Linked DNA regions of Mus musculus: all the other regions are linked to region 1. A link is a loop called in an ENCODE intact Hi-C map of the cell type or tissue named here. Cell type or tissue: left cerebral cortex. All regions are shown on one strand. Region 1 holds the start of Uqcrc1 (ubiquinol-cytochrome c reductase core protein 1). Region 2 holds the start of Trex1 (three prime repair exonuclease 1). Region 3 holds the start of Pfkfb4 (6-phosphofructo-2-kinase/fructose-2,6-biphosphatase 4). Region 4 has its middle 15 kb from the start of Gm24259.

Evidence for each region. Peaks named below come from ENCODE experiments on the same cell type or tissue, not always from the same donor. Only the 100,000 strongest peaks of a DNase experiment are listed, where the experiment ranks them.
Region 2: a loop joins it to region 1, with 4 times the contacts of the local background. A loop is called at or near these places in 6 of 42 quality-filtered maps.
Region 3: a loop joins it to region 1, with 4 times the contacts of the local background. A loop is called at or near these places in 7 of 42 quality-filtered maps.
Region 4: a loop joins it to region 1, with 3 times the contacts of the local background. A loop is called at or near these places in 7 of 42 quality-filtered maps.

The regions. Positions count from the first base shown.
Region 1 is chr9:108,933,726-108,938,725 of GRCm38, forward strand. Uqcrc1 (ubiquinol-cytochrome c reductase core protein 1) reads left to right here and starts at 2,923. Exons shown (of 13, transcript NM_025407.2): 1 at 2,923-3,062; 2 at 3,291-3,431. The coding sequence starts at 2,994. In left cerebral cortex, a CTCF peak has its summit at 2,891 (motif pointing right); DNase peaks (open chromatin) are centred at 407, 2,945 and 3,432; H3K4me3 peaks cover 1,229 bases; H3K27ac peaks cover 835 bases.
Region 2 is chr9:109,057,485-109,062,484 of GRCm38, forward strand. It overlaps Shisa5 (shisa family member 5), which reads left to right. Exons shown (of 6, transcript NM_025858.3): 6 at 1-308. It overlaps Trex1 (three prime repair exonuclease 1), which reads right to left and starts at 1,767. Exons shown (of 2, transcript NM_001012236.1): 1 at 1,705-1,767; 2 at 448-1,444. The coding sequence starts at 1,437. The coding sequence ends at 493. Atrip (ATR interacting protein) reads right to left here. Exons shown (of 13, transcript NM_172774.3): 9 at 4,048-4,184; 10 at 3,626-3,717; 11 at 3,145-3,225; 12 at 2,779-3,028; 13 at 2,263-2,424. The coding sequence ends at 2,357. It overlaps Atrip-trex1 (Atrip-Trex1 readthrough), which reads right to left. Exons shown (of 14, transcript NR_153412.1): 9 at 4,048-4,184; 10 at 3,626-3,717; 11 at 3,145-3,225; 12 at 2,779-3,028; 13 at 1,705-2,424; 14 at 449-1,444. In left cerebral cortex, CTCF peaks have their summits at 2,343 (motif pointing left) and 2,545; DNase peaks (open chromatin) are centred at 242, 1,162, 1,821, 2,308 and 1 more place; H3K4me3 peaks cover 1,041 bases; H3K27ac peaks cover 2,699 bases.
Region 3 is chr9:108,987,158-108,992,157 of GRCm38, forward strand. It overlaps Ucn2 (urocortin 2), which reads left to right. Exons shown (of 1, transcript NM_145077.1): 1 at 1-7. It overlaps Pfkfb4 (6-phosphofructo-2-kinase/fructose-2,6-biphosphatase 4), which reads left to right and starts at 4,745. Exons shown (of 14, transcript NM_173019.5): 1 at 4,745-4,955. The coding sequence starts at 4,859. In left cerebral cortex, no CTCF peak of the experiment used is centred here; DNase peaks (open chromatin) are centred at 3,028, 3,579 and 4,603; H3K4me3 peaks cover 907 bases; H3K27ac peaks cover 2,202 bases.
Region 4 is chr9:108,751,152-108,756,151 of GRCm38, forward strand. No RefSeq gene overlaps it. Among named protein-coding and RNA genes, the nearest start is that of Gm24259, 15 kb to the left of the region's middle. In left cerebral cortex, a CTCF peak has its summit at 2,330 (motif pointing right); DNase peaks (open chromatin) are centred at 1,620, 2,387 and 3,401; H3K27ac peaks cover 281 bases.

The sequences.
Region 1 (5,000 bases):
CACACTGAATTACAAACCAGTGAAGCCTAAGACAGGCAAATGTAATGTACTGTCCTGAGTTAGAAAAAGGACACTAGGTTAAAACAACAACAACAACAACAACTCAAGGAAATCCGTGCAAACTATGGACTTTAGTTAATAACTAACTAATAATGGCCTGCTAATAGTAATAGGTGAGCTGTACGAAGGTACGATGTCGGTAAAGGGAGCGGCTTGCTAATGCTCTCGAAGAGCATGAGGAACGTCTATACCATCTGCTCACAGTTCCTTAAGAATAAAGCTGCTCTAAAAATGGCTCCGTAGCAAAGGCGCTTTCTGTACAAACCAGGTGACCCGAATTTGACGCCTGGAATCTATGCAAAGGTGGAAGGAGAGAACAGAGACCCCAGTGTTGTTCTTTGAACTTTGAACACATGTGGGGACATCCCCCACACATGCATATATCATGTGCGCACACACAAGTAATAGATAAAAATAATCTTAAACTAAAAATCATGTTTTCAGAAAGCTGAAAGAGAGCTAACAGTGTGACTAAGTTGGTAGCATTTGCCTAGTGTTTGTGAGAACCTGGTTTTACTGCTCAGCACCACAGAAAGCAGCTGGTGGTCCTTACCTATGATCCTATTACCTGGGAGGGGGAGGTAGAAGGATCAGAAGTTCAGGTTATCCAAGGCTTCAAAGTGAATTTGAGGCCAGCTTGGGCTACACATGACCCAGTCTCTCCAAGAAAAGGAAGCAGGTAAGTTAGGTTTGTTTTTTGTTTTTTCCTTTGTGTGCCTGCGACAGGCCTTCACTATAGATCCCTGGCTCACTGTGCAGACCAGGCTAGCCTGGAATGCTGCACAAGGCTTAGTTACCTCTGCCTCCTGAGCACTGGGATTAAAGGCGCTTACTACCTTATCCAGCAGCAAAGAAGATTTTATTTCACTTTATTTTCCTCTCTAAATCGTACTTTTGGTCCACAAAATGTTAATCAATACACACAAAGGATCTTTTATCTGATTTCAGATAGTTTTTTTTTTATTATTGATAATTTTTCTCACTGTGCTTGAAATTAGCATTTTCTTAATGTTTAACTTCAAAGAGTTTTTGCCATTTTGAAAATTTTAAAATATACTTAATGGTAAAATAATTTCTCTCCTACAAACACTGATAATTTTTTTTAAGTAAACTGGTTGTTAGACAATGTACACAGATATATAATGCATTTTAAATACTCTCTCACTATGTCAGGTGGTATCATATAAGGGCTTTTGAACACACATACACACACACACACACATATATATGTTTTTATTTTTATTAGATATTTTCTTTATTTACACTTCAAATATTATACCCTTTCCTAGTTTCCCGTCTGAAAACCCCCTATCCACTCCCCGCTCCCCCTGCTTCTCAACCCACCCACTCCTGCTTCCTGGCCCTGGCATTCCCCTATACTGGGGCATAGAACCGTCACAGGACCAAGGGCCTCTCCTCCCATTGATGTCCGACTAGGCCATTCTCTGCTATATATGCAGCTAGAGCCATGAGTCCCACCATGTGGTTTCTTTGATTGGTGATTTAGTCCCAGGAAGCTCTGGGGAGTACTGGCTAGTTCATATAATTGTTTCTCCTATGGGGCTGCAAACCCCTTCAGCTCCTTGGGTCCTTTCTCCAGCTCCTTCATTGGGGACCCTGTGCTTCGCATCCAATAGATGGCTGTGAGCATCCACTTCTGTATTTGTCAAGCACTGGGAGAGCCTTTCAGGAGACAGCGTTATCAGGCTCCTGCCAGCAAGCTCTTGTTGGCATCCGCAATCGTGTCTGGGTTTGGTGGTTGTTTATGGGATGGATCCCCAGGTGGGGCAGTCTCTGGATGGTCATTCCTTTAGTCTCTACTCCAAACTTTGTCCCTGTAACTCATTTTTTATTGTTTTGTTTTGTTGAAACAGGGTTTCTCTGTGTAGCCCTGGCTGTCCTGGAACTCACTTTGTAGACCAGGCTGGCCTCGAACTCATGAATATATTTCTTAATGATTAATTTTTAATATTTTATGCTCTTTTACTATGCTTAACTCCCAAAGAATATTTTGCATGTTTTGAAACAATTTAGTATTCAACATTAGATATAGGATCCTCAGTTATGGATAGTATTAAATATTCATTAATGATATTTTAGGGTATGAAAGGATATGAATATAAAAGTTGAAAAAAATTTATGGATTATTTGATTCTCAAAGTACTCAACATTATTAATATGTTTGATGTATAAAATGCATTTAAATAATAAAAAATTAAGAAAAAAAGTAAACAAAAAGTTTTGAAATAATCACAAAATAGAAAAAACTTTTTTGCTTAGTTATTTTATTCCAAACAAGGAGCCCTATTCCACAAATTACCTCTACATTGTTCCTCTTTTCATACACACGTTTTTTTTCTTACGTTTTGGAGACACTGTCTTACACAACCCAGGGTAGTTTTGAACTCCTTACACAAGAGAGGAGGATGTCCTTGAACTCCTGATTCTTCTGTGTCTCCATTTCCCAAGTGCTATATATTTGGCAATATATTATTAAACGTCTTTCAAGTCAACCATTTAAGCATATTTTATTCTTTTAAACTAACTTTAGTGGACACCTTCTTGCACAGACAGGCAAGTGCTTTAGCCCTTGGGCTCAATTGTGCCTAGCCACTGCCCTCCAGGTTTCAGAGCTGCTGCTGGCGTACAATGCATCTCCCACAGTTGCATACCGCCTCCCTCAGGTGGAAGAAGGTGATGAATAGAACCTGTCTCAGATGGGACCAGATGAAGGGCCCCTCCCTCGCAGGTTGATAAATGTCCCGAAGATCCTAGAGGCACACGGACCAAATGACTACATGCGATCAATTCTTGCTAACGTACTTGCTGCCCAACAGGGGGCGACTGAGCACCAAGTCTTCCTTACAGCGCTTGCGCCTCAGACTCCGCTCTGCGCATGCGCAGCGCGGCTCTACACTGACGGAAGTTAGAAGATGGCGGCGTCCGCAGTCTGCCGAGCGGCCTGCTCCGGGACGCAAGTGCTACTTCGCACCCGCCGCTCGGTGAGGTGGCAGTGAGACGTTGGGCTGCAGGGCCCAGGGCTTTCGTACACAGATGAGGAGCAGGCTGTCTCAGCAGTGGCGGGTCGGAGTGGGGAGGTCGCGGGGGTCAGGGCCGTGGGAAGGTCATGGCGGAGGGCGGGGATGGTTATCTGCTCTGGCTTGGGTTTGAGAGCCGAGGTCCCAGAGGCTTGGCGAGCAGTTCTTGCAATGGTCGCCTTCTCCCTTTAGCCGGCCCTGCTGAGGTTACCTGCCTTGCGGGGTACCGCAACCTTCGCCCAGGCCCTCCAGAGCGTGCCGGAGACCCAGGTCAGCATCTTGGACAACGGGCTGCGTGTGGCCTCGGAGCAGTCCTCGCATGCTACCTGCACGGTAAGTGTGCGCCAGTCCTCTAGGTGAGGCCCGCCGTGTTGTCCCAGGTTGGGATGTGACCTTGGGCTCCAGTCTTACATGTTTTGGGTGGAGACTGGCTTACTGCCGGGGCTTATCCCTGTACCTGACTTCAACCCTGCCTTAACCCGGCAGCCAACATTATGGTGCTTGCCAAAGACGGGGCCGAATTCTCTCCTCCAGCTTTTCGTTCTACCTCCCCGAGAGAAGAGATTATTCTCTTGCCACGAAAAAGAATGAGATTTCACAGACTTTAGGTTATTTACAGAAAGACATCCAGGTCTGTTAGACTCACCACCTAGGCTATGTAATTTGTAGACGTAGCCAGGAATACACTTCAAGAAATGCCTCTGAAGGACGGGGAAGATGGCCCAGTGGGTAAAGAGCTTGGTACTCAAACATGGGTATCTGAATTTGGAGTCCTCAGTGTTGTGATTTAGGTCTAACACCAATACTCTGAGGGGTGGAGACTAGTGTGTCTAAGCCGGTCTTACTTTTACCTACACGAGTGGCTTACATGTGTGTATGTGCACCATGTCTGTACATAATGCCCTTGGAGGTTGGAAAAGGATATTAGAACCCCCAGAGGGCTGGTGAGATGGCTCAGTGGGTAAGAGCACCCGACTGCTCTTCCGAAGGTCCGGAGTTCAAATCCCAGCAACCACATGGTGGCTCACAACCACCCGTAATGAGATCTGATGCCCTCTTCTGGTGCGTCTGAAGACAGCTACAGTGTACTTACATATAATAAATAAATAAATAAATAAACAAATCTAAAAAAAAAAAAACAGAACTGGAGTTACAGGTGGTTGTGAGCCACCGTGAGGGTGCTGGGAATTGAACCTGGGTCCTGTGGAAGAGCGGTTCCTAACCCTACACAGTCTCACCATCCCACGTACACATACGTAAAAATAAAAATTTTTTTTCTCCTTTTTTTTTTTTTTTTTTTTCTTTTTTAAGATAGGGTTTCTCTGTGTCGTCCTGGCTGTCCTGGAGCTCACTCTGTAGAGCAGGCAGGCCTCGAACTCGGAGATCCATCTGCCTCTGCTCCCCAAGTGCTGGGAAGAAAGGCATGAGCCTCCAATGCCTAGCTCAGAAGTAAGGATTCTTAAAACAAAAAACAAAAGATTTAGAGTAATCAGAAAAAGCACCCAGTTTCCTCTGCCCTCCGCAGATATTTGTGTGGTGGAGTGTGCACACGCATGTATGTGTGGCACTTGCACACACGAAAGAAATGCCTCTGAAAGACTGGGAAATGTAACTTGGGTGGAGCCTTTGCCTACTGAGTGGAAAGCCATGAGCTTTATAGCACTGAAGGAAGACAAAGAGTACCTTTGAAGATTACAGTGAATTGGATGCTCTTTGGTTAGGAGGGCTGGCCGCTCTTGCACAGGACCAGATTTCAGTTCCCAGCACCTTTATTGGGCAACTTCTAACCACCTGTAACTCCAGCTCCAGGAGATCTGACACTTTCTTCTGGCTTCTCTGGGTACCTGTGTACGCTGGTACACAGAAACACAAATACTTTATTTAAAATTGCAAATTGGCCAG
Region 2 (5,000 bases), 120 kb after region 1:
AATACCTGACTCCTGTACCACAGTCCAGTTTGTCCCAGTAGCAGGGACACCAAGGCCAATGGGTTATCTGGACCAAAGGTGGGGTGGAGGGCCTAGGTGGTATCTCCGGCCCAGATGTGAATACCTCCATATTCCCTGTTGGTTCCTGTTTCACTGGCTGTTTTAGCTTTGTGTTGATTGGTGTTTCTGAGCATTCAGACTCCGCACCCTCATTTCTAATAAATGCAACATTGGACCCGCTTCCCCTTTCTTCAGCGCCTAGGCAGCTGGCCTTGGCTCTACACCAAAAACTATTTCTGTCTACTTCTTGAACTTGTTTCTTCCCTCTGTTAATTAGCCTAACAGGTTTGATTGTCCTGCTAAGAGAGCAGGAGAGAGGGACTGTACCTCATCCCTAGGGCCTGAGCATGGCCAGAGGCCCAGGCTGAGAAGCAGAGGCGGCAAGCAGTCAGTGCTATGGAAGTCTTTATTCATCATATTTCCCCTCTTGACTTACTGCCCAGGTGAGGCCAGGAAGAGTCCATACAGAGTGGCTATTGCCAAGGTCAGGAGGGTCAGCAGGCTCAGTGGGGCCAGCAGCCCCTCCTGTGATGGGGCTTCTGGGACCTTCTCTGGAGGAGGACTCTTAGGTCGCCTGCTCCTGCCATTGCTGGGACTTCCATTGGCTGTGGCCAGGGGTGTAGTAGCTGTGGCAGCATGTGGCCTTAGGTTGGTTGTTCCAGTGGTAGCCGGAGTGCCGTACATGGGCTTGACGGTGCTAAAGGGCCGGGCATGTTCGTCCACCCACTGCAGTAGGGCCTGTGGCTTCCACTGACAGATGCTGAGCAGGGTTAGAACATCACCTTCAGCAGTATGTGAGTCTGTCGGTGCTTGCCAGTACAGGCGGGTGTAGATGCTGCCCAGGCTGTAGCTTTTCCTCGAACCATTCCCTGAGGGGCTGCTAGCTTGTTCCAAGGCCTTTAGGGCAGCGATGCTGTCCACACAGAAGGTACCATCTAGGGGACTGGGAGTGCTCAGCCTAGCAAGCTCTGTCTGGAGCAGAGGAAAGTCATAGCGGTCACCGTTGTGTGCCACAAGGCAGCAAGGCTGTGGCTGGCGCTGCAGGAAGGCTCGGAGCAGGATGGCCAGGTTGTCATCGAAGCGTTGACGCCCCTGTACTTCCAGCTCAGCTTTGCTCAGACCTGTGATCTCACTGGCCCCAGGGCTACAGGCTTTCCCTGGAGCAATGCACAGAGAGAGCTTGTCCACCACACGGGGCGGTCTGGGCACTGGAGGTGGATGTCCCTGAGAAATGGAAGTGTTCTCCAGAGCACGTCTGTGGACAGCCAGCAGGCACAGCTCTGTGACTTCGGGCCGAGACGAAGGCAGGCCAGTGGCTTCCAGGTCTAAGAAGATGAGGGTCTGCATGTGACCATGGGGCAGGGTCTGTGAGCCCATGCTGAACCTGGGGAGGAGATGGGGTAATGAGTAGCAGCAGGAAGGTCTCAAGTGGGCTGAGGTGGGGTGCAGAAAGGCAGCTCAGCCCTTCCCTTCAGCAGGTACTATCCAGGGCCACTAGAAGCTGGAGGGCAGGGTTGTTCTAGTGGGATGGATCCACTACTTATTTGCCTTTTGAGGGAGGCCCTTCCCCTAGTGCTGACTACCTTCAGGGTGAGGGAACCCTATTCTCTTCTGCCTTACCCCATACCCTTACTCCACACTTACCGAGAAGCAGGCAGCAAGGCACTCCGCTGGGTCTGCTGCTGGCAGCAGTGTGGCTGAGGAAGTAAAACTGCCTGGGTCCACCCATAGGCCTGCCTCCTGAACAGGGCCCGCCCTGCTGTTAGCCTGCCAGGCCTGGCCCTCGTGCTGACGCTCCTCCCTCCCTCCCCAAGCACCCCAAAGGCCTTCCTAGATCCATATCTGTGATCCTGCTGGCTGGTAAAATGGACTACTGCCCCAACACTGACAACTCAAACTGGGTTGTCTCTAGGATTCAAATGTGCCCGTGAGCCTCTGCCTTTTCTTGTCTTTCCCCCAGTCCTTGATCCAGGCCTTCCTAAAAAGGGCTGCCTCCTTGGCCACAAACGTACCCCTGCCCCCACCACGGCCCCCGCCCAAAGCTATGACTCAGGGTAATTCCCGAAGAGGGGCAGGGTTTTTCCTCAGGGCAGATCAGTTACCATGGGGGCCATCTCAACTCCAGCAGGAGTCATCTCATCAATTCTTGGTCTGCCCTGTCCCTCCCTCTCAGCCACACAAATCGGACTCAGGAAACAAAGCTTGTGTTCTCAGCAGGAAGTGCAGTTTTAATCAGTGGATATGGCAAAGACGGCGGTGGGAGCTGGCGCCACCTTGTGGCTGGATGCTCAGGCCCTCAGTTACAGTCCATCTCAGAGTCTTCCAAATCAGTCTCCGCAGCACAGAGGTCATCCAGGGCAGCCTCTGAGCCAAAAGGAAGAGGGGTCTGAGGTTAACTCGACAGCGTGGGGGCTTGGAGGCCCCCATGCTCCCTAGCGTCACAGGAACCAACCAGTCCCTTCTATGCACAGGCTTTGCTCCCTCAGCGACTGTGAGCAAAAGTGACACAAAGGCAATTCGGACAGATCTTTGTGGAAAACCATGGCTCAGCGAGGCCAATTCAATAGACACCATCAAATGGGAACCTGTCATACTCAAAGACCCAGAGCAGGAAGGTAATACCCATGTGCCAGGAATGGCTCTGGAGGCAAGGGGAGACTCATGGAAAGGAGTCTGACAGAGGCACACGAAGGCTAGGACAGTGTCGTGCTAGCTTACCTTCACAGTCAGTCACATCAGGAAGGGCTCGAATCAGCATGCTGACCCCTGGCATCACCTGGTCGTACTGATGCAGGACCTCGACACAGTGCACAGTGAAGAGCTTGTCCTTCTGAGATAGGCTATGCAGCAGCAGCACAGTGTCCCGCAGACAGCGTATCGTCTGCTTCTGCTGGTGGGTCCTTGGACCTCCTGCCCGCCGCACCGTCAGCCATTGCCTGTGCAACATCACAGTGAGCGCTCTGACTGCCTAGGGTGAGAGGGCACAGCCTGAGGTCCAGAGACTTACTCACCTCACCACTTCAAGATCAACAGGATTGCTCTTAACTAACTGAGCATCCATGATGCTGGTCTCTGGCCACTCACCTCTACATTGCAGTGACAGTCAGAACCAATGCCAGCGGGGGCAGGGCTCTGTACACTCAGCTTGGCCAAGAGCCATACTACCTGGAACAAGAAGAGATAGTACCCATCCCATGTAGAACAGACGGTTGTCACAGGGCTTTGGCGGGCATTTCTAAGGTGCTCTAGCTACGTCTACAACTGCTTGCCTGCACAAGTGGGGTACAAGTAGTGGTAGTCTCAGGCTTTCAGACTTGAATCTCACCAACAGCTTACTGCTTCCAGGACCAGGATCGGGGCCCCCAAAGCCCAGGCAGCTCTGCTGAGCACCACTATAACCCAGGATGTGCTTGTATTGAATCCCTGTGAGGAACCCCTACATTTTACCCGTTGCTGTTTGACAAACTGGCAAAAAAGGAATTGTAGCTCCCACTTTCCCACAAGGGAAGGAGACTCTGGGCTCTCGGGGGGTGGGAGTGAAGGGTGAGCAGTGTCTGAGTCTTACCTCTTGTTCCAGCTGAAGCCACTGTGTCTCTGAGGCCGTTCTGTCAGGCCTTGATGTGATGTACATGTACAGCCTCAGGAGAAGGCAGCCTTCTGAAAAGGATGCAGGCCTCACTCAGGGACCCCCTTTTCTTTTCTTTTTTAAATTTTTGGTTTTTCGAGACAGGGTTTCTCTTTATAGCCCTGGCTGTCCTGGAACTCACTCTGTAGACCAGGCTGGCCTTGAACTCAGAAATCCACCTGCCTCTGCCTCCTGAGTGCTGGGATTAAAGGAGTGCGCCACCACGCCCAGCTTATGGGACCCCCTTTTCATTGTAGTCTGGGGTACAAGTACAGAAGCCCTTGAGGGGCTCTGAACCTGTACTGCCCCCAGGCCCTCCCTCCCCACTATAGGACAGTTGAGACTGTCCTGCCCTGCTTTACCTGGGTGGGAGCATAGCTGCCATGCTAGGCTGTCATGGTCCAGCAGCACAGAGAGCAGCTCAACAGCCAGGAGCACACAGGGCAGCGGCAGCGCTGAGCCGAGGCACTGTGGCAACACCGGGAACACACAGGAGAACCTAAAGAATGAGCACAGTTATGACACTCTCCAAAAGGACACTTACTGTAGTGAGCCATGGCTTCCAAAGCTGCTGGCCTGACTCTAGTCTACTGGCTTCAAGCCTGTCACAAATAAACAGGTCTAAACTTTAGTATAAGAATGCTGTGACTTGGGCTGGAGAGATGGCTCAGTGGGTAAGAGCACCCGACTGCTCTTCCAAAGGTCCAGAGTTCAAATCCCAGCAACCACATGGTGGCTCACAACCATCTGTAATGAGATCTGACTCCCTCTTCTGGAGTGTCTGAAGATAGCTACAGTGTATTTACATATAATAAATAAATAAATTAAAAAAAAAAAAAAAAGAATGCTGTGACTTAAACATGGCAGGCCTTAATCGGGGTGAGTATGGTGTGGCGTGTGTGTTTTGTGGTACATATATATAATCTCAGCAGAGGCAGGACCTACCACACAGAGCTGGAGATGAACCCGGCCTATATGCAACCAAGTAAGTCGCACTACCATATCAAAACCCCTCTTTTGCCCTAAAAAAAACAAAAAACAAAACAAAACAAACAAAAAAAAAAAACCCAAACCCAGGCCCTTATGTGGACCTTTATCAAGTAAATGGGATGGGACTCCCTGGATGGGGTTCCTTCCTATGTCTGCCATCACACAGTGACACTGGTGCATACCTTCAGCACGAGAAATATTCCTCAACTAATAGCAGAGCCCTGGCTAGGGCTCTAACAGAAACAAGCGTGTGCATGGCTACAGCTGTCTCACAAGGTCATAGAGCAAGGCAAAGGAAGCGGTTTTCTCCACTTGCTGGAAAACA
Region 3 (5,000 bases), 53 kb after region 1:
TAAATTTAAAAAAGAGAGAGAGAGAGAGAGTCTCACAATGGGATCCTTGCATGTCCTAGAACTTGCTAATAGCAATCCTTCTGCATCAGACTCCTGGGTGTTCGTGTTACAAGCATGCGTCATCACATATGATGACGTGCTTGTTTTGTGCTCTGTGAGGTAGCATCCTTCTTAGATGTGGTTCTCAGAAATGTCTCCAGGCACTGGCATAGGTGACTACACGAGAATGTGGGAAACCTGACCCTGGTGGTTTTGCTAGTGTGTGTGTGTGTGTGTGTGTGTGTGTGTGTGTGTGTGTGTGTGTGCATGCTGAGTCTCTGCCTGCTATAAATCTCTGATAGCTGTGGGGGAGGGGGATGGAAGAAGAGGGTGTTTGACTCCCAAATCTACACATAGCACACAGGGAAGCACTGACTAGCCACGCCTCAGCAGCCTGCTAGGTGCGCAGGCATCCATGGCTCGGGATGGAGGGAGTGGAGACTCCTGAGGACCCCAACCCAAGCCAACTCTTTGCTTTCCTTGATGAATTGTCCTAAGCAGAGTGATGCCACCAAGCATCTTGGAGCACTGAGTGATACCATGTACATGAAAGTTGTGGCTGCAGAGGTACTCAATAAATGTCAGGTGACTGAAGGGTAGGGTGCACCCGAATCACCCAGGCAGTGACACATGAGGGCTGAGTCACACCTGGCTTCCTTGCCCTTCCACTCACCTTCCCGCCCTCCCCTCTGACCTGCTCACTGTGGAAAGAGTAGGCTTCTCCATCGCAGTGTTGGGCTGGTGCTGAAACTCACTTTCTGGGGAGTGTGAGCCTATTGGCCTGTGGTTGAGGCAGGGACTCCCAGTGGTGTAGACAACTCAAGAAGAAGAAGAAAAGACCGGACTGGACCCTGAGAGGTATGGGCTGCTCTGACTGGCAAAAGCACTACTGGGCTAATGGCCTGGGAGTGCAGAGTGCAGCTGCTTGCCTGGATGGGGGGGCCTGGCAACCTCACAGAGCAAAGCAGCCCTGGGAGGGCGGGTCTAGGACTGTTGGAGAGGCAGGGGCGGGGCCGGTTTTCTGAGCCAGCGTTGTGGGGTGGAGGGGTGCAGGGGCGGGATTTCCTTACCCTTCCTCAGCCCCGTTGGGGGGCGGGGACCGAGGGAGGGGGCGGCGGCCCTGGCTAGTTCGGTTGCAGGATGGACAGATGGACATTAGGAGGCACCTCTCCAACCGACCCTTGGCGGGAGAGCCACGGCCAGGGTAGGCATTGGGTAGCATGGGGAGGGTGGGAATTGGGGAAAGACTGACTTGGGTGTAGTAAAGATGGTGTTGGACAGAGCATAAGGGTGTTGGGGGTCTCTCAGAATACTCTGAGAGGGCATCAATCTATCAGTGACCTGAAGGGGAGGGAAAACTAGGACCTTGTAGGGAATAGGGGCCTACCAAGGTGGGATGTCTATAAATAGTGTCTTCCTTTAGCCAAGGAAGAGAGCCAGCCAGCTGGAGCTGCCTGAGGCAATCCCCACTATGTCCCTTGCTGGTCTCTGAGGGGTCTTGTTCATCATGGTCACCCAGTTTGGGAAGTTTTTTGCTTTTGTTTTTGTTTTATATAGATCTGCCTTGGCCTTTAAGCCTATATTTCTAGGGCACCCACTGTGTGTTCTCTGCTGGTCTTGAGCTTCTTTACACACCTACTGTGTCCATTTTCTTTCTCATAAGCCTCTCTCTGAGCTGTTTCTATGCACCTTTGCTAGCTTTGAATCACTTGGAGCATTTACTGTGTGCTCTGTGCCAGGCTGGATCAGGGTTCCCAGGCTGCCACTCACACAGCTGCCTACCCCTAAACCAGAGCCCCTCACTGTGAACCCTGGGCCCAGAGGGTGCTGGGGACAGCTCTTGGAAATAGCCACAGGAAGCTGGTCTTCCTGGGAACTGCCTCCACCCAGCGAAGCAGCGTCTGGTCAGGGAATGAAGAGGAAGAGAAGGAGAGGCCAGCAGACCCTGGACAGCATTGTGTTCATGTGCATATGCCTGGGTCCAGGACTAATCAATATCTGCGTTTCTGTGTGTGAGCATGTTCACGAGCATTTGTGTGGCAGGGCTAAGGCCCCTGGGTCTTTGTGTTGTAAATGGTGGCTTAGTAGTACAGTCAGGACTAGGCAGAAGATACAGAGTGGGAAGGGTTTGACCCTTGAGGACTGAGGGTGGAGGACTTTGATCATATGTCTCCTACTAAGAGGTCCAGTGGTCAATACATACCCAGAGAGCCAGTCAGGGCCGGACCAGTTCATGGCAGAGAAGGTCTGAGCTAGCCAAGTTCATATCTGAGTAAACACTAGCATCCCAACACCGCCTGTGCATGGGACAAGGGTAATTGGTACACTTTGAGATGCTCTCAAGAGGGAGAAGCCATGAGCTCTCTGAACATGAGACAGAAAATTGAGATGTGGCAGGCGAAGCTCTGAAGGCTGGGAGATGAGCCTGTGGGCTGGCTCTGTTATCTTGACTCCTCCCTGGTCCCATTCTCTGTTCCTTACCGAAGAAGAAATGAGGTCATGGGAAGGGAGCCGGGAAGTGGGCCCTCGGAACTGATGTTGACCTATGGTCTGTGGATAGATGGACTTGAGAGGGTGTGTCTGGGTCGGCTGGGGGTGAGCTCAGAGGAGTGGGAGGTAGAGAGCTACATTTCCTGAAACCAGGTTCAGACTGGGTGTGGAGATGGCTCTGCCCTGGCTACCAGCTCTTGAGTAACAGCCGGGAGTTCTGGGGAAGAGGATGAGACACTGATGGGGTGCTGGGTACCCATGTGTATCTAAGGTGGCAGCCTTATGAGGACTGACCATGAGGTTTCTATGGCTGACTGTGGTCCCAAGATGACCTAGGCCATGGCCAGGACATAGGCAGGGACAGAAGGAGTAGCTTCAGAAAAGGAGTTCACAAGAGGAACCCTGTGGGTGTGCTCCAAGCTGCTCATTTCCCTCTGGGAATGGAGGGAGGATTCTGCAACTGGCAAGGAGGTAAGAGGAAATGAATCTCTGCCCAGAGCAGGGTAGTTCCCAAAATAGCCGGCCAGAGCTGGTACCAGGGAGGCCCCAAATGGGCTTCTGAATTTTATTTCCTGGTGCAGTGGTTAAGATATCTTGGTCACAGTCCTTCTGTCTATGCCAAACTCTGGAGAGTTGGTTTGAGACTTGATGAACTGACCCAAAGCAGAGACGTGAAAGGAAGGGATGTGGGCCAATTGTGAACGGGGTCAGCCTTGTTTTTCATGTCCCTAGCTTCTGGCTGGGCATATGTGAGGCAGGAAACCTGCCAGGGGTTTGGTGGAGGGCATCACTAGAGGGTAGTGAGATCGAGATTCAAACCCTGTTGCTGGGGCCTGCACAGAAAATATACAGTTTGGAGAGGCGGGGCTGAGCAGAAAGAAGAGGCCTGAGCTTTCTGGAGACTGGTGGGGGTCAAACGCAGAAGAGTGACTTCCGAACACCACCCCTCACTGGCCTCTAAGGGGTCATGTTCACTGGGGGTCGCCCAGCTGGAGAATTCGTTCATATGGTACCACTTTAGCCCTTAAGCCTGAGCTGCCAGCCCTGGCCCTGGGCCCTTGTCCCAGTACATTTTCAAAGGCAGAGAGGGAGGTAATATAATGAATGAGAACGCCCACATGTTTTTAAACAGATTTCTGAGGCTGACACATTTAATCTGTACCACAGTCTTGTAAAATTGATGACGTCTGCATCTCATTTTCCTGATGAAGAGACAGAAGCTCGTTAAAAAAAAAATTCATTATTAAAACACTAATTGGGGCTGGGGTTAGCTTACTTAGCATACACAAAGCCTTAGGTTCTCTAGGTTCGATTCCCTGCATAAACTCTGTGGAAACACTGGAGCTTGGAAGGTGAAAGCAAGATGAGCAGAAGTTCAAGGTTATCCTCAGCTACACATTAAGTTCCAGGACAGCCTGGCAACATGAAACCAGCCCTTCTTCTCCCCCCCAAAAGAAAGAAAAACCAAACAGCAATAAAATTATAATTGGTAAAATATAAATCCTGGGAAGAAAATCAGAATACTGCTTAGTGAGACCCCAAACAGCTTGTTCATATATTTCAGAGATTTAGCCTAAATTCCCCAGCAGCCAGGCCAAAACATGGTCGATTTTGAGATGTATTCTGTGTTTATGTCCCTAAGAGAAGGGAACTTTTTCTGTGTGGTTGAACAAGTTGTTCTTGTGGACCCGGGAAGTTTCAAGGCTAAAAGCAACCGAGGAGGAACGAAGAAGGTCCAGGAGGGCGCAGCGGTGGTTGACTTCCAGGGCAGCAAGTCAGTCATTAGAGCCATTCAGGGACAAGTGCCACGCTGGTCCAGACTATCCGGCTCTGAGGATCACGCAGGCCTGCTCAGCTTCTCCGTACCCTTCTCAGTAGGCGACTGTGAGGTCACATTTCTCAAGGGAGTAAGAGGCCACACAAGCTTTGGGGCAGGGCTGCAGCACCCTGGGCGGGACCATGAGTGGGGCCTATGCATATAAGAACAATCTGGTTGAGTACAGTAAACTTCACATCCGGGGCGGGGTCTGCATAATCCGGGTGTCAAAGGTAGCTAGTATTGAGCATGCGCGTTATCAACTCTGGTTTGACGGATGGGGCGTGCTTAGTCCAAAAGAAGCTATAGTAAAATTGGGCATGCGTAGTCGTAGGCCAGTGCCTCTTTAGTTTGGGTGGAGCCTATTAGTTCTGGGGCGGGCCTGCGAGAAGATTGACAAGAGTTGGAGCCGCTAGAGGGTGGGCGGGGCCGGAGGGGCGGGACCTCGGGTGGCCCGAGGTGGCCCGGTTGCTGGGTGAGTAGCAGCGCAGTCCGATTCATCCCAGCCCAGGGATGGCGTCTCCACGGGAACTGACCCAGAATCCCCTGAAGAAGATCTGGATGCCGTACAGCAATGGCAGGCCCGCTCTGCACGCCAGCCAGCGTGGTGGTAAGACCGGGGTCCTAAAGGAGAGAGAGAAGGTGAACCCTGATG
Region 4 (5,000 bases), 180 kb before region 1:
AACAGCATGGCATATTGCTGTAGGTAAGATCAAGGGGACCTAGCGTACCCCTTCCCAAAAGATACCAGTGATAGAAACCATCTCCTGTCTGCCGGGATGTCACTCCTTTGTGTTACTATAGCTGAACACGTAAGCATGGTAGCCCACTGTCCTTTGTCTTTCCTAGAGAGCAAAGGAAGCTCACTGGATGGTACCCTCACTAGATAGAGATGCCTGACTATAGAAATGTGCCAAGTGATAGGGACATGAATTACCTACCTAGGTCCCAAGAATCTGATAGCTGGTCCTCTAAAAGCCAAATTGGCCATGCCTCAAGTCTTTAAAAACTGAATGTTTTCTTTTCTGTGGTTGGGGGTGGGGTGGTGTCTGTGTCTCAGTATCATGTCCAAGGTCTTAGTCCTGAAGAGGGCATGTTACATGAAGATTGCTTTTTGTGTATAATGAACCAAGAGGCTAAACATTTATTCTGTCAAATTTGACTTACTCAGGAATCTTAATGACAATAAAATCTTATAACAATAAAATTAGTGCCTTTAATCTCAGCACTTGTTCCAGGACAGCCAGGGCTACACAGAGAAACCCTGTCTTGAAAAACTCAAATAAATAGATAGATAGATAGATAGATAGATAGATAGATAGATAGATAGATAGATAGATGATAGATAGATGCTTGTTATAACACAGAAGGAAATAGGGGCTATTTCGCAAGGCATCATGACAAGTGTAATTTTGGTCCTTTGGAGTTGGTGGGGTTTTTGTTGTTTGTTCCCTTGATTTTCGAGAAGGGGCCTTAGGCTGTAGCCCCTGCTGGGCCTAAACTTGTAACAGTCCTGCCTCAGCCTCCTGGGATCTAGGCATGAGCTGCTCGCTCCCTGCGTCCAGAGGTAAATGGAAAGTTTTGCTGTATCTGTTATCTGTAAAGACAGGTTTGCCTCGTTACAGATTATGGCAGATGGCACACAGCTTCCTTACTGGTTTTGAAAGTGTGGATCCGAGTGTTAGGAACATAAAGGATATCTAATCCTGAATTTGGATGACAATTGCCAAGTTCTGAATTGAAATGTCATATGTTAGATGTGATGTTGTTCGTGGCTTTATTGGACAGATCCTGATGGCCAATTGTGAGTGTCCTTGACACTTTAAGCCAAGGGTTTCAACAGTAATAGTACTGTGGTCCACCAGGGGGTCCTAGAGCCTTTTACCATTGCTGATGGAGTTCATTGCTTGTATTTTTGGACTCCTGTGGACGGCAGCCATGGCTTCCACTTTAAGGTGTCTACTGTCTTAGGCTATGAAGCTAGCTAGCTCCCCCCCCCCACCCTTTTTAAGGTTTTGAGTTTTTTTGAGAAGGTCTTGTGTGTGTGTGTGTGTGTGTGTGTGTGTGTGTGTGTGTGTGTGTGTGTAGCCCTAGTTGTCCTAAAACTTACTCTGTAGAGCAGGCTGGCCCTGAACTCAAAGATCTGCCTGCCTCTGTGCTGGGATTAAAGCCATGGCACTATCGCAGGCCTTTTGCCTCTTAAGTGGTTTAAACACTTAGGCACACAGCGCCTCCTCCTTCTCCCTCCTTTCATGTGATGCCTCTCAGAAGAAGCAAAAGAGAAGACTGGATTGGTAAGAGACACAGACTCCTCAGGAATTCTCGTCCTCGTTTCACATCACTTGAAACTGAAAGACCCACAACGTGAGGACTCCCCCACGTTCTGACTCAGGAGAGGCGACACCCCAAAATCACCCACAAGAAACGGGTCTTGCTGCAAATTGCAAGAGGATTTTTATTCAAGAGCGCTCTCGGGCCCATGGTCATACACCACGCAGGGGTAGAGGACCGTGGCGCCCCGAGTAGCTGGGTAAGGGGGTATTTAAAGGAAGAAACCGAAACTCAAGGAAGTGGGGAGGGCGTTGTTGGAAGATACCAAAGATACCAGTTAAGAGTCACAAGGAAGTGTAAAGTTACAAGAGTCACAAGGAATACCTGGTAATTGTTAACTCTCAAGACAGCTTCTAAGAGCCCCTAACAATAGCACATTTGCATTGCAGGTTCTGGGTGACTTTCTTTGAATGAGCACTCTTTGAACCCAGGAAGCGGGTGGGTCGCTATCTCTTTTATGATTAGCATACCTTTACAAAGGCCACATTCCCAAGCCTGGGCCTAAAGGCCTAGAATTCTGTTTTTACGTTGTTGTACTTTCAAAACTTGACAACGGTTGGCCAGAGATGCGCTTTTGGCCGAAGTTGCTTTCTGTTCAGACAGGTGGCCAAGAATCAAGTTTTCTTGTGGGTGTCCATTTTGTGTGACCTTGAGCTGCAGCTCTGCAGTTTTCCACTTCGGTCAGCAGGGGGCAGGCTATCCCTGACTCCCTTTGGGCTCTTGGCCTTCTATCCTAGAACTGCAGCCAATCCCAAGTGAGAAACTCAATCTCATCCAAGTCTCAAGTCTCCATCAGCCTCCAAATCTCAGCTCAGATCCCAAATGAGAGACAGTTCCCCAGGCAACCACAGCCTCGAGCAGAGCACAGTGGGAAAACGTGTCCCTCAGACCTTGGCGTTTAGGTCACCATCCCAAGCTCCTGGCGGACGCTGCCCAAAGGACAAAAGGGAATTCTGATCTGGGCCTCAGATTGCCCCTCTGGGAAACCACATACTTACCAGAGGGTAGCTATCCGTTCTGCCCTAGCTTGTTTTGTTTTGTTTTGGTTTGGTTTTGGTTTTGGTTTTCGAGACAGGGTTTCTCTGTAGCCCTGGCTGTCCTGGAACTCACTTTGTAGACCAGGCTGGCCTCGAACTCAGAAATCCGCCTGCCTCTGCCTCCCAAGTGCTGGGATTAAAGGCGTGTGCCACCACACCCGGCCTGCCCTAGCTTTGCCTAGACCCTTGCCCTATCAGCTGGTGACTTTAGTAAAGGTTAGTTAGGGTCCAGGGGCTGGTTTGTTTGCTCCTTGTGCTCTGCTCAAGACTGGAATGTTCTGGATCATAGCAAAACCAGCCCCCACTGCCTGATACAGAGTGGACCTTCTAATAGTTAACCAAACAAGCTAGTTTTACTAAATAGAAGGCCAGGCTCAGGGTCAGCAAGAGAACTCAATGGGTAAAGGTTGTCAAACCTAACAAGCTGAATTTAGTTCTCTGCAAGAATTTATTCCTGCAAATTGTCCTCCGACCTTCACTCCCCATCCCTCTGTGTGTGTGTGTGTGTGTGTGTGTGTGTGTGTCATTAACTCATATATCTCTCCCATCCATTCCTATACAAAATTTAAAACCTTAAAAATGTATTTAAAAAAACAACAACGCAAAGGCCTGGCACACAGTGTGAAGGCAGGGGCGCATTGAGAGTGTGGGTGGAATTGGGGCTCACAGACTGGGCATCCATCCAGCACAATGGGAATCTTTCAGCTGGCCCCTCAGGGCTGTGTGCTGCCTGGAAGCACTGGGGACATTGGGGACATTGGGGACACAGTGTGCATGTCTAAGATGTGCTGGGAACCGCCTCCACCCTGGCCCTGTGGAACACTTTTCTTGGTAATTTTCCTGTTTTGTTCTGGGAGAATATCCTAGCGATGATTTACAGCAGCCAGCTCCCTTCCTGAATGACCCATGATCTGTAGCTGTGGAGAGGGATGGGCTCAGAGGAGACACGAATATCACTTCCAGCCCCAGTGAGGACACTGTGTCTCTAGCCTTGAGTTGTGTGTCTGATGCCAGGTACCAGAGACCCAGGGCAGACTTTACACCATGAGGACTGGGAGGAAAGGCACAAATTTAGGAGCATAAAGGGAAGGGGATTCTGATAAATGACAGGTCCCAAGTCAATATTACCTCCTTCCAGGCTCAGATACTAGCAAAGAGGGGTGCTTCTTAAGTCCCCAGATACAGCCAGAAAAGGGCAGAGAGCAGCAGCCTAACACACCAGCCCAGAGACCAGATTTGATCTCACCAGACTCTGAAGATCTCCTTCAGTATCTGCTAGCCATCCTTCTCCAGGGTCCTGAAGGCCACGCGTAACATCTTGTACCCCTACCATGATGCCGCTAATGACCTTATCATGTTTGCAGGGGCAGAAACCAAGCCATGTGCTGCCAGTGTCAGAATCCTCTGTATCTGCTAACGATCCTATAGCTCCTGCTCCAAGACTCGGCCTCCTTCTTGACACCATCCTGGAGACTTGCTTGTGAGTGCCACGCCATTACCCCTGTCACCTCTCACTCTTTCCACACCCTATCCATGCCTCCCCAAAGACTTTTAGTGACAACCAGTGTGTGTGCCAGCTGAGCGATGCGCATCTCTCCGGTTTCCTTCCCCATCCCGATCACTCTCCTCTTGAGCAGCTGCAATAGACAGAAGCCGCAGGGGTCTGGGATCTCCCTTCTCCTTCCCCAAGAACAGGGATGGCTTGGAGTTTTATCGCCACCAGGCTGCAGGGCCATCTTAGACATAGGTGCTCCTCGGTTCTGTCCCCTACTCTCTGTCAACAGCAGCCGCAGTCCACAGTGGTCCCATTAACCCCACTGCTCTCTCACTCTTGGCCTTCATTCTGGCTCCTAGCCCCAGTTTTAGTCATTCTTCAGGTCACTGGGTAGGGTGAGTGGTGCAGGCTATCAGTGTCTATACAACTATCGTTTGTATCTACATATCTTTTTGAATGGGATGCCATGTCACCCTGGGGGTGGCCTTGAAATCACAATTGTCCAACCATGGCCTTCTGAGCCTGCTGCTCCCTTCTAACTCATCCTCCTCCATCTGCTCTTCTTTTCTTCTTCCTCCCACCCCCCCCCCACCGCCTCCTGTTGAGATGGAGACTTGGCTATGCAACTCTGCCTGGTTTGGAACTCACTATGTAGACCAGGCTGGCTGTCCCCAAACTCACAGAGATCCACCTCCACCTGCCTCTGTCTCCTGAGTGCTGGAGTTAAAGGTTAAAGGCATGGCACTACAATCTCTCTCTCCCCCTCCCCCCTCCCTCTCCTACTCCCACTCCCCCTCCCCCTTTCCCCCTCTTCCCTTCT